Linked DNA regions of Homo sapiens: region 2 is linked to region 1. A link is a contact called in ENCODE Hi-C or POLR2A ChIA-PET data. All regions are on one chromosome and are shown on one strand. The core of a region is the stretch at or near the end of the contact, and the rest is flanking DNA. Distances in the headings are between cores, read along the strand shown.

Region 1 (4,818 bases), core at 1,118-3,617:
GAAGAATACTCAAGTATGTCTGAAGAGCTCCAGGATCATCTCTATTTAGGTAGTACTTTTGAAGCCTTTGGATTGAATGAAAATGCTAGACAGATAGTAGTTTTGAAGCCTTTGGATTGAATGAAATTGTTAGAGTGAGGAAAGGCCTTAGGAAGCAACTCCGAAGAATGCCTATATTTAAAAAGTAGTAGCGAGTTATATTGAGTGAAATAATTCAGACATGAAGGAGATACAACTCTATGATTATGTTTATATGAAGGTCAGTTAGCTGGCAAAGCTAATTTTTGGTGACGTATTGTAGTGGTTACCTTTCAGCGGGATATGGATGGGAAGGGACATGAGGAGCCGTCTGGTCTTGATATTGCTCTTTGTATTGATTTGGGTTTTAGTTTTCTGGGTGGGTACATATACAACAGTTCATTGATTGGTACCCTTATGGTTTGTGTGCTTTATTAGATGTAAGTTATATCTCAGTGGAAGAAGAGAAGAGGCCCTGAAGGCAGAAATTTGAACAGTATTTCTATCCTGAAGGGAGAGAGGGAGAAAGAGGCTAAGGATGATGGATGAACAGAGGGGAAAAATTTAAACAAAGGAAAGAAAGAAATAAGCAGGCATGGAGCATCCATGAAGGAGTTAACCCTAGGTGGGAAGAGGGTCGTCTGTTTCCATAAGGCTTTTAGGAAGGATGGATAAAGAGATTCTTGTAAGAGCTCTGGAAGTCTTTGGGTCTCAATTGGCCTCAGTTTTCTTAGTGAATTAGAAGGTAAAGAAGAGTCACATCTCAATATTTATTGTAATATGCTTTTTCTCGAGCTCATCAACCAAGTAATCATAGTGTATACCATCTGTTGTGAATTCATGAGTGATTTCAACTACTGCTGAATTTTTGGAGGATTGATCCTTCCTTGGGCCATCCTAAAGCACCTTACTGCACTGGAAGGGAAACGGGGACAAAGGAGAGGTGGAGGAGCTGATTGCCAAACTTGGTTTTACAGGTTCGGCAATGCTTGCATTGGGTAGGTTTGTTTTGATAGCAAGCACAGCTTGTAGTTCCCTGCTCCTAATCTGTAGGGGTGTGTATGTGTTTGGGCGGGAGGGAGGGTGGGTAGGTCGGGAGGCAGAAAGGCAGGATGTTCAGAAGCCTTCATGAAAGCTGCGGGTAGTAAATAACCAAGCTGGGATTGTGCTTTCTATTATATTCTGTTTCCTTTCTGTTTATAAACTCATTTATGGATATTTCTGAGATAGATTTGATTTTTTTCTTATGACTTCTTTTTTCTTATGACTTACAGGTAAGAGCTGATTCTGAAGAATGTATTTTCCATTCTTAGATTATCATAATAACTCATGGATTAAATCTGTTTATAAAGTGAACATAAAGACATGGTAAATTTTAAGTTCAGGTAGATATGTAGATATAAACCAGATGGTATAGAGGACAATTAATAAATAATAAACACTGTTAAGAAACCATGCTAAACCTATCATGGAAATCTTGTTAATTGTAGTAAGCATTGTATTTTCATTTTGTGCTTAGGACTGGGCTAGATGCCAAGATTTTAAATTATGGTTATTGAAACAAAAACGAGCATTATTTTAGTTTTTCTTAAGAACATAATTATGGCTGGGCATGGTGGCTCATGCCTGTAATCCCAGCACTTTGGGAGACTGAGGCAGGGGATCACCTGAGGTCAGGAGTTCAAGACCAGCCTGGCCAACATGGTGAGACCCCATACGTACTAAAAATACAAAAACTAGCCAGGCGTGGTGGTGCACACCTTTGTAATCCCAGCTACTGTGGAAGCTGAGGCAGGAGAATTGCTTGAACCTGGGAGGCGGAGGTTGCAGTGAGCCGAGATCATGCCACTGCACTCCAGCCTGGGCAACAGAGTCAGACTCTGTCTCAAAAAGAAGAAAAAAAAAAGAATATAATTGCTCAAATATTTACTGATGTCTTCAGATCATCTAGCTATTTTATATTCCCGTAGCAAAGTTGTGTTTTGTAGATTTTTAATAAAGGTAGTTTGAGAACTAGGATAGAAACTCTTGAGAAAGAACCATAATTGCTCACTCTTCATATGATGAATTGCTAAACAGCAGTAAGAGTGGAAAAAAATAATAGACCGTTCTTGATTTTATAGGCCCTGGTGGAATGGCTGTAGAGTTCGGTTGTTTTTTACTTGCTCAGGAACTTTGTATTTATTGGGCTAGCAGTTGTTGGCACAAAGGTTTGTTTGTGTTCAAAAGTCACTGATTAGTGGTAACAGAAACTTTTTTTCATATGGGACACTGTCTTTTTTTCCCTGAGTCTACTTAGTCAATTCAGATGTGGAGTGCTTGCTTCCCAAGGTATAAGGTGCTTTGAAGGCTGGGGGAAAAGATGAGTCACCAGATCCTCTGCCTTTTCAGAAGCTTAAGCCAATTGCACAAGGACGCAGATTATCATAAAACGTAAGACAGTACTATAGGGTTCTTCCTCTCAATTTCTTGCAAATACTTCTTGAACTTTGTGCCTCTTGTGTGCCACTCTTTAACAAGAAGGTCCTTGCCCTTGTGACTTCAAAGTAGGGAGTAAACTTACCAAATACTTTTATAAATAATTGTTTAATTGTAATTGTTATGTGTGCCACGAGGAAGAAATCTAGTATGCAGTGAATTCTTGTTTAAGCTGAGACCTGAGGACTGAATAGTAGCTTGGGTTACAGGGTACGTGAAAGAGCATTGCAAATAGGGAAACAGTGTGTTTGAAAGCCCTGAGGTAGGAAGCCCGGCAAGTTTAAGGACTTAGAGGGAGGACCAGTGTGAATATAGTGTACTGATTGAGAATATCAGGAAATTGTAAGGGGCCATATAATGGGTGTGTGGTCTGGGGCTAACTTCTGCCTGACCGAATGCTTTGGTCATTATAGTTTTTCTCCTCTTAAATTCAATGCAAAATAGGTAGATATATGAATTCTCTGTTAAGTCTAGCTACAAAGGCCTTTGAGGCCAGTGTTTTGGAATTGATTTTAAGATAATGGGAAACCATTCCATTGAGTTATCAAATGTTCTTTAGATTTGTCTTTTTCAAGGACAGGTGCCATGACTATCATTTCCTAACTTTTTATCTTATCAGTAGGAGGGAGAAAAGAGAAAAGGAAGATAAAAGTAACGCGGTCTTTTCTATAATCTGAACACACAAGAACAACCACTTTTTCTGTTCTTCCTATGTACATGACTTTCTTCATCTTTTAGCCACCTACACAGCTGTGTAGTTCCTTATACAGCTATATTGATTGACTCTATGTTATCTGAGGCCCCAAGATGCTCCCAGAATGCAAAGGGGTGTGGTCTGAGAATAAAGGCATAGTCTTTTTACTGGCTTCATGTAATTTTTTTTTTTTGAGATGGAGTCTTGCTCTGTCGCCCAGGCTGGGCGCCTGAGTGGCGCTATCTTGGCTCACTGCAACTTCCGCCTCCCGGGTTCAAGCGATTCTCCTGCCTCAGCCTCCTGAGTAGCTGGGACTGCAGGTGCCCACCGCCATGCCTGGCTAATTTTTGTATTTTCAGTAGAGACGGGGTTTCACCGTGTTGGTCAGGCTGGTCTTGAATTCCTGACCTTGTGATCCACCTGGCTCGGCCTCCCAAAGTGTTGGGATTACAGGTGTGAACCACTGCAGCTGGCCTTTTAAAATTTTTATCGGAAGCTCTATTTTACTCTGTTTCTGCCCCATCCCAGCACACTCATTTTCCTTTTCTTAGAAAAGAAAAATTAGTACCTCTTATTGAATGAGTATATAAAATTCCCTGCTGTATATTCCAGCTTCCCGTAACTCACCCCCAATGATAATAAACTGTGCTGAACATCAAGGATGTTTGATTGAGGACATTAAAAATCACCAATTCAGTGTGTTCTCTTAATACTTTAAAAACCAATTTCCATTTTAATGGAGTTGGAATACAGCATTCTAATTTGTATGTCCTGTTAGGGAGACATTAAATGAAATTATACTTGCTTAGGATTTTTTTTTTACACTTTTTATCCATAAACAAGAGAGGTCCCAGGGTTACTTACAAAGTCAATTATTTTTAAATTAAGGGGCAGGTTAATTAGTTTCTTTATAGTTATTATTGAAGTATTATTTTCTGTTCTTTTTCCCTCTCTTGGTTGTCTTAATCCTGTGCATCATTTCCCTATTTTTGAGTAGATTAAGTGATAGTGAATAGGAAAAACTTAAAAACAGCTTTTTTTTTTTTAGAATTTTTTTTTATTACGGAAAATTTAAACACAATTACAAAAGTAGGCAAAATAATGTAATGAACTCTCACGTAATCATTACCCAGCATCAGCAGTTGCCAACTCATGGCCAGTCTTACTTTATCTCGAATCACCTTCCTCTGCTTAGGTTATTTTGAAACTAATCCTAGATCTCATATCATTTCATCCATAAATACCTCTAAACTTAAGTATCGCCATACAGAAATACTCCTTTGGAAGTACTTCAGTCAAAACGATGACACTGTTATTTTCTTAAAAATTAACACTAATTCCTATTTTTCAGCAATTACCTAGTCAGTGATCAAATTTCCATTAATCTTACATTTTTGGTTTGAATTATGATCCAAATGTGGTCCAAACCTAGTAATTGCATTTTTTATGTCTTTTAAATTTCTTTTAATTTTAGGTTTCCCGCCTCTCCAGCTCTTCTTCCCTCTCCTCTTCCACCCTCCCCCTCTCCCTCTCTTTCCTTGCAATTTACTTGTTGAAAAAACCAGGTTATTTGTCCTGTAGAGTTTCTCACAGGGTGAGTTTTTGTGACTGCATCTCTGTGGTGGTTA
Region 2 (4,818 bases), core at 1,464-3,963, 44 kb after region 1:
GCTCTCTCTGCCATATATATTCTTGCTTAAAAGTATCTTAGTACAGTGCAGACATATTATATACAAATTTAATTTACATGAATTCAGCTATATGCACTCCATCTTTTATATTAACTATAAGTGTTATATATGTGACAGAATTCACAAATGAAGGAATTTACAGCAATAATTTCAATAATATGTGATTTTATCCTATTCACTGACTTTAATATCTATCCCTAGGTAAGATAGGGATAAATCTCCTATCCTATAAATTCTTACCTGTAAATTATTTGAGGGAAGGAGAAATAACAAGGGGTAGTGACTCTTGGCGGTGTTAAAGATGGCATAGCAAAAGGCAGTGCAGTGGTAATTTTTGACAGATTAAGATCAGATGTTTTCGGGGCAAAGCGCTATTTGTTTTTTGACTTCCAGTGGTCTGTTTTTTGACATCTGTTTGTGCTGTAGTAAAATTAATTTATTTACTTTTATAATGTTTTAAACACTTAGCCATAGTTTGGGTTGCTTCCAGCTCTCATAAGTAAATCACTTTGATGAGAGTTTATGAGAATCTTTAAATAATTTAGGGACCAATAAAATACTGTTCTTGCCAGAAGATAGAAATGATACCCATCAATGGTACTCATGCTAAAACTTAGTGAGTTAAAAGTATTTGTTTTCAGAGTTTTAAAAAAAAAAAAAAAAGATGAGTCACGTATAGTTACTAGGTCTTGATTCTGCTCCCCACAAGCCTTTCTTTTTTTTTTCTTTTTTTTTTTTTTTTGAGACAGAGTCTTGTTCTGTTGCCCAGGCTGGAGCACAGTGGCGTGATCTTGGCTCACTGCAAGCTCTGCCTCCTGGGTTCACGCCATTCACCTGCCTCAGCCTCCTGAGTAGCTGGGACTACAGGTGCCCGCCACCATGTCTAGCTAACTTTTTTGTATTTTCAGTAGAGACGGGGTTTCACCATGTTAGCCAGGATGGTGCCGATCTCCTGACCTCGTGATCTGCCCGCCTTGGCCTCCCAAAGTGCTGGGATTACAGGCGTGAGCCACCACACCCAGCCCACAAGCCTTTCAATAAATGCTATATTGTAATGGTTATTGTAACAAGAAGCTATTGTGCAGCACTCATGAAATGAGTATCTTTTCTGATCCATGAATAGCACTATTAAGGGGACACCTGAAGCCTTGAAGAAAAGCTTTTCTTTTGCCCTTTTTTCTTGATGCATTTTTTTTTTTTCTCTTAGAATAGCTACCAGTTTATGTTTGGAATACAGCCTAATAACTTGTGCCTTAACCTAATTAAATCATGTTTCTTATGGGGTGAAATGATTGACTGTAGGCACAACAGTCCACATAATGGAAGTAAAAAAGCAATACGGAATTTATAGTTGACTTTTAGAGAACTTATACTTCTCACAATTTTGGTCTGGTCTCTCATTCAAGAAAGGGCCTGAGAATGAGAAGAAAGATGGCCACAGCAAGAAAGGGCCTAGTGTCTGCCACCTGGCTAGGCAGAGCTGAAGCTGCTGGCTACAGCTCAGAGCACTTGTAACTCCAGACCCAGGCTCATGGCCTCCAAGGTTGTGCATTTTTAAGATTCAAGACGATGGGGAGTATTTTGAAGTTATTCTCATTCTCTGATTGTACTTTCCTCCTCCTAGACTTCACATGGGGCAGACAGTGGGGTATGTCTAAAGCAGTGGTTCTCATGAGCATTTGGCAACATCTGGAGACTTTTTCATTGTCACAAATAGAGGGATTACTTTGACATTTGTCATTGGACAGTGAAACATCCTACAATACACAGGATAGCCTCTCAGGAAAGAATTATCTGGCCCCAAATGTCAATAGTGAGAGTAAAAGAGGAATGTAAAGTTTCTACTATAATAGTTTCATCCCAAAGGCTAATAGAAAGAAAGCAGGGACAGAATTCTTATTTTAGGCTTGAGGAGGGTAATAGAAGTTGGTGTACTATAACTCATGGTAGGTTTTGTAGCCATACCCATAAGCTGTCATCTTCAGAAGGAAGAGAAGTTTAAGGGCTAAGTTTGTTCCAGTGAAGGCCAACTTGCAGTTAAGTGAGTGGTGCAAAATCAGAAACTGCTAAAGCCACACATTTGTCTGTGTGCTGAAGAAATGGGAGAATTATCACTAATAAAACCTCATGTTGTTTGCAGATATATAACCTGCTTCAGTACGTGTTAACGTTTTGGACTATTTGGTCATTTCATTTAGTCCTAATTGAACTTTTTGAGAGTGAATTGGAACAGAGCACAAGCTAGTTTCACTGACACTTAAATCAACAGAAGATTATGGGGATCCTTTTTTGAATTCAGTAATTGTGGTTTCCTTTTTGACGTAGTTGCCGTAATTGAGAAATTGAAGCATGGTCTGTTCAGGGCAAAATGAGTCATAAAATCAGAAGATATATAGATATTTGTGGAAAAAAAGATTAATATAGCATAAATGCTAGAGGAGGGGAGAATAATTTGAAAAACTCCTTATTTATAACGAAGGCAATTAAATCATAGCTCCAAAATTAGGTTGTTATAAAACATAGAAAACCAGATAATTGGTATGTTTTTCTGTTTGACTCTCAATTTTAAAGGACTGTAATTGATGTATTGTTTATATTGTTCACTAAATACAGTGTTTGGCTGATAGGGAGGGAATAGAGAATGCATGTGATCACTCAGAGATATTCAGTGCTTCTCCCCCAAAACAATTATAGTGCCGTGGCTGCCAACAGTGATGTCACAGTCAGTAGATAAAGAGCCATTTAAGACTCTCTGTATCATCCTCAGAAGGACAGGGAGAATTTATGTAACATCTGAAGCAGTGTTAAGATTCCTGCTGTGTTCATCATTCAGGAAAGGAGAGAGTACTGTTTATAGAGGGAGAAGCGGTTGCTCTGTTTGTTAGAGCAAAAACAAATTCAAAGCAGTACCTTGGGACTGAAATAGAGAAATAAGGCTGGTTTCTCTACCTTTGTGCTGTGGCTATTAGAGATGGTGTTGGGCAAGATTGATCTACCTAGATTGTAAATTTTAGTACTGTTTATAGATTAGTAACATCCTTCTGGGGAGAAGAAAATGGCATTAATATAGACTTAAATTGTTTGTGGAAAAAAAGTTTCCTTACAGGCAAGAAAAGCGTAACATGAAAGTAGTTTTCCTAATGCCAAAGGCTTTCTCCGCTGCCCACTGTGCTGTTTTGCCAAAATTTTGGCATTGTTCTTTTCTCGGGTCATTACCGTTCATGCTGGATTTGGGGCCTAAGTAAAAAAGGAATATGCTGTCGGTTTAATTTTGGAGGTGAGGAAACCATGCCATCGTTTGGTATGGCAGGAGTGGGCCATGCAGGGGGAAGAGTGGTAAGCTGAACTGAATTGTATTTGAATATTTTCAGTCCATAGCCAAGTGCCTGACCTGCAACAAGTGCTTAATCAATAACTGTAATAATCATAGGTAGATACACATAGGGAGATGACTACTTCCTAAATATATCTCTTATCACCCTCTTTGACTTTCTATCCCTGCCTTAACTCAAGATTGTCATTAATTTCTTGTAGTCAGTTTAACCAGTGATAGCCTCTAGTGTGGTCCCTCAGTTTCTAGTCCCTTCTGCACACTGATGCCAGAGCATCTTCCTAAAAGAGAGACATTACATTTCTTAATATAGGCGTCTGTGGCTAATGCTCACAGGTAAAAGTCAGTTTTTAAAGTGTTCCTTGCAGTGTAAGGAGTAATAGGCATTTTAAAAGATAAACATCTTTATTCTATGTCTACAAGCCCTCTCCAGCAGACGGATGAGTCTGATGCTTCCCATATCTTGAACTTTATGAATGGAACCATCAAGTTGGTTATCATTTATTATTATCACCATCTTGTTGTAGTATCACCATTTTGTTGTTGTTATTGTTGTTTTGTTTTGTGATCCTTAACTATCATTATTACTTTTGGTTGAGAGTTAAGTCCATGGAATCAGACTGTCTTGGCTGTTTTATTTCCTAGCTCTGTGACCTTGGGTAAGTTACTAATCTCGCTGCCTTATTTTCAAAGTTACTGTTCCCATTGTCTTTGCTTTTTGCAACAAACTTTTCATTTAAACATCTGATTTTCTTGATCAATATTAAGGAGAAAAAGTCATCTGCAATTTAAGAATGCTGTTTACAAAGCAAATGAATAAAAAATCATTGACTTTTTTTGTATCTACACTTAAAGGCTGTCCTAAGCTCTTGCTTTTAATAGTAGCTACACTTAGTAGAATGATTTTGGTAAAAGGTTCACAGTCTGCTCTGTGAACTGCCTCTTCTAAAAGCTACCAGTTGTGCCAAAGAAGTAATGACATTTGTCTTCATTTTTTGCAATGGTTTGTGCTGTTTATTTAGTATAAAATTTCTGATGTAACATAATTAGAATGAGTATTTGGTCAGTTAATTGAAAAAGCTGGCTAAAGGAGAATATAAAATGTTTAAGGTAATTTGCAAATACTTTCCCCATCTTAGACTTTATCTAGAGGCAGGGAGGTGTAGAATACCTCTAAAGCGTGCATGCATTCATTCATTTATTTATTTATTTAGAGACGGAGTCTCACTTTGTCGCCCAGGCCAGAGTGCAGGGAAAAAATTCAATTTTCTCTGGAATTTTAGATTCCAGAGAAAAGATGTTTTACTCAGGATGCCTTTTTTTTCTCTCTTTTCTTTTTAGCTTAACAGATTGCTCTCAATTTTTGAAATATAGCTAACCCCAATTATCTGTATATGGTACACTCAGCCCACTGCAACCTCCACCTCCTGTAAATGATTCTCCTGCCTCAGCCTCACGAGTAGCTG

What was found. Hi-C counts contacts between places; a loop is a spot of excess contacts on that map. ChIA-PET counts read pairs that join two places held with the same protein, here RNA polymerase II (POLR2A). Pooled maps may share reads with other maps.
Region 2: a loop to region 1 is called in a map of HepG2, with 2.4 times the contacts of the local background. The contact joins two enhancer-like sites. A Hi-C loop is called at or near these places in 6 of 168 maps with a recorded cell type or tissue (B cell, Caco-2, HepG2 and 3 more), 2 of 37 single-sample maps with no recorded cell type and 7 of 50 pooled maps. POLR2A ChIA-PET finds 5 or more read pairs at or near these places in 8 of 52 experiments (A549, HepG2, MCF 10A and 5 more).

The regions. Positions count from the first base shown.
Region 1 is chr18:62,739,069-62,743,886 of GRCh38, forward strand. All of the region lies in intron 1 of PHLPP1 (PH domain and leucine rich repeat protein phosphatase 1), which reads left to right. Among named protein-coding and RNA genes, the nearest start is that of PHLPP1, 26 kb to the left of the region's middle. RefSeq lists an enhancer at 2,148-2,442. Within about 2 kb of position 2,368, at least 10 of the 41 ENCODE cell types and tissues checked have a DNase peak (open chromatin) inside an H3K27ac peak, as active enhancers do.
Region 2 is chr18:62,782,483-62,787,300 of GRCh38, forward strand. The region is part of intron 1 of PHLPP1 (PH domain and leucine rich repeat protein phosphatase 1); the gene reads left to right. Among named protein-coding and RNA genes, the nearest start is that of PHLPP1, 69 kb to the left of the region's middle. Within about 2 kb of position 2,714, at least 7 of the 41 ENCODE cell types and tissues checked have a DNase peak (open chromatin) inside an H3K27ac peak, as active enhancers do.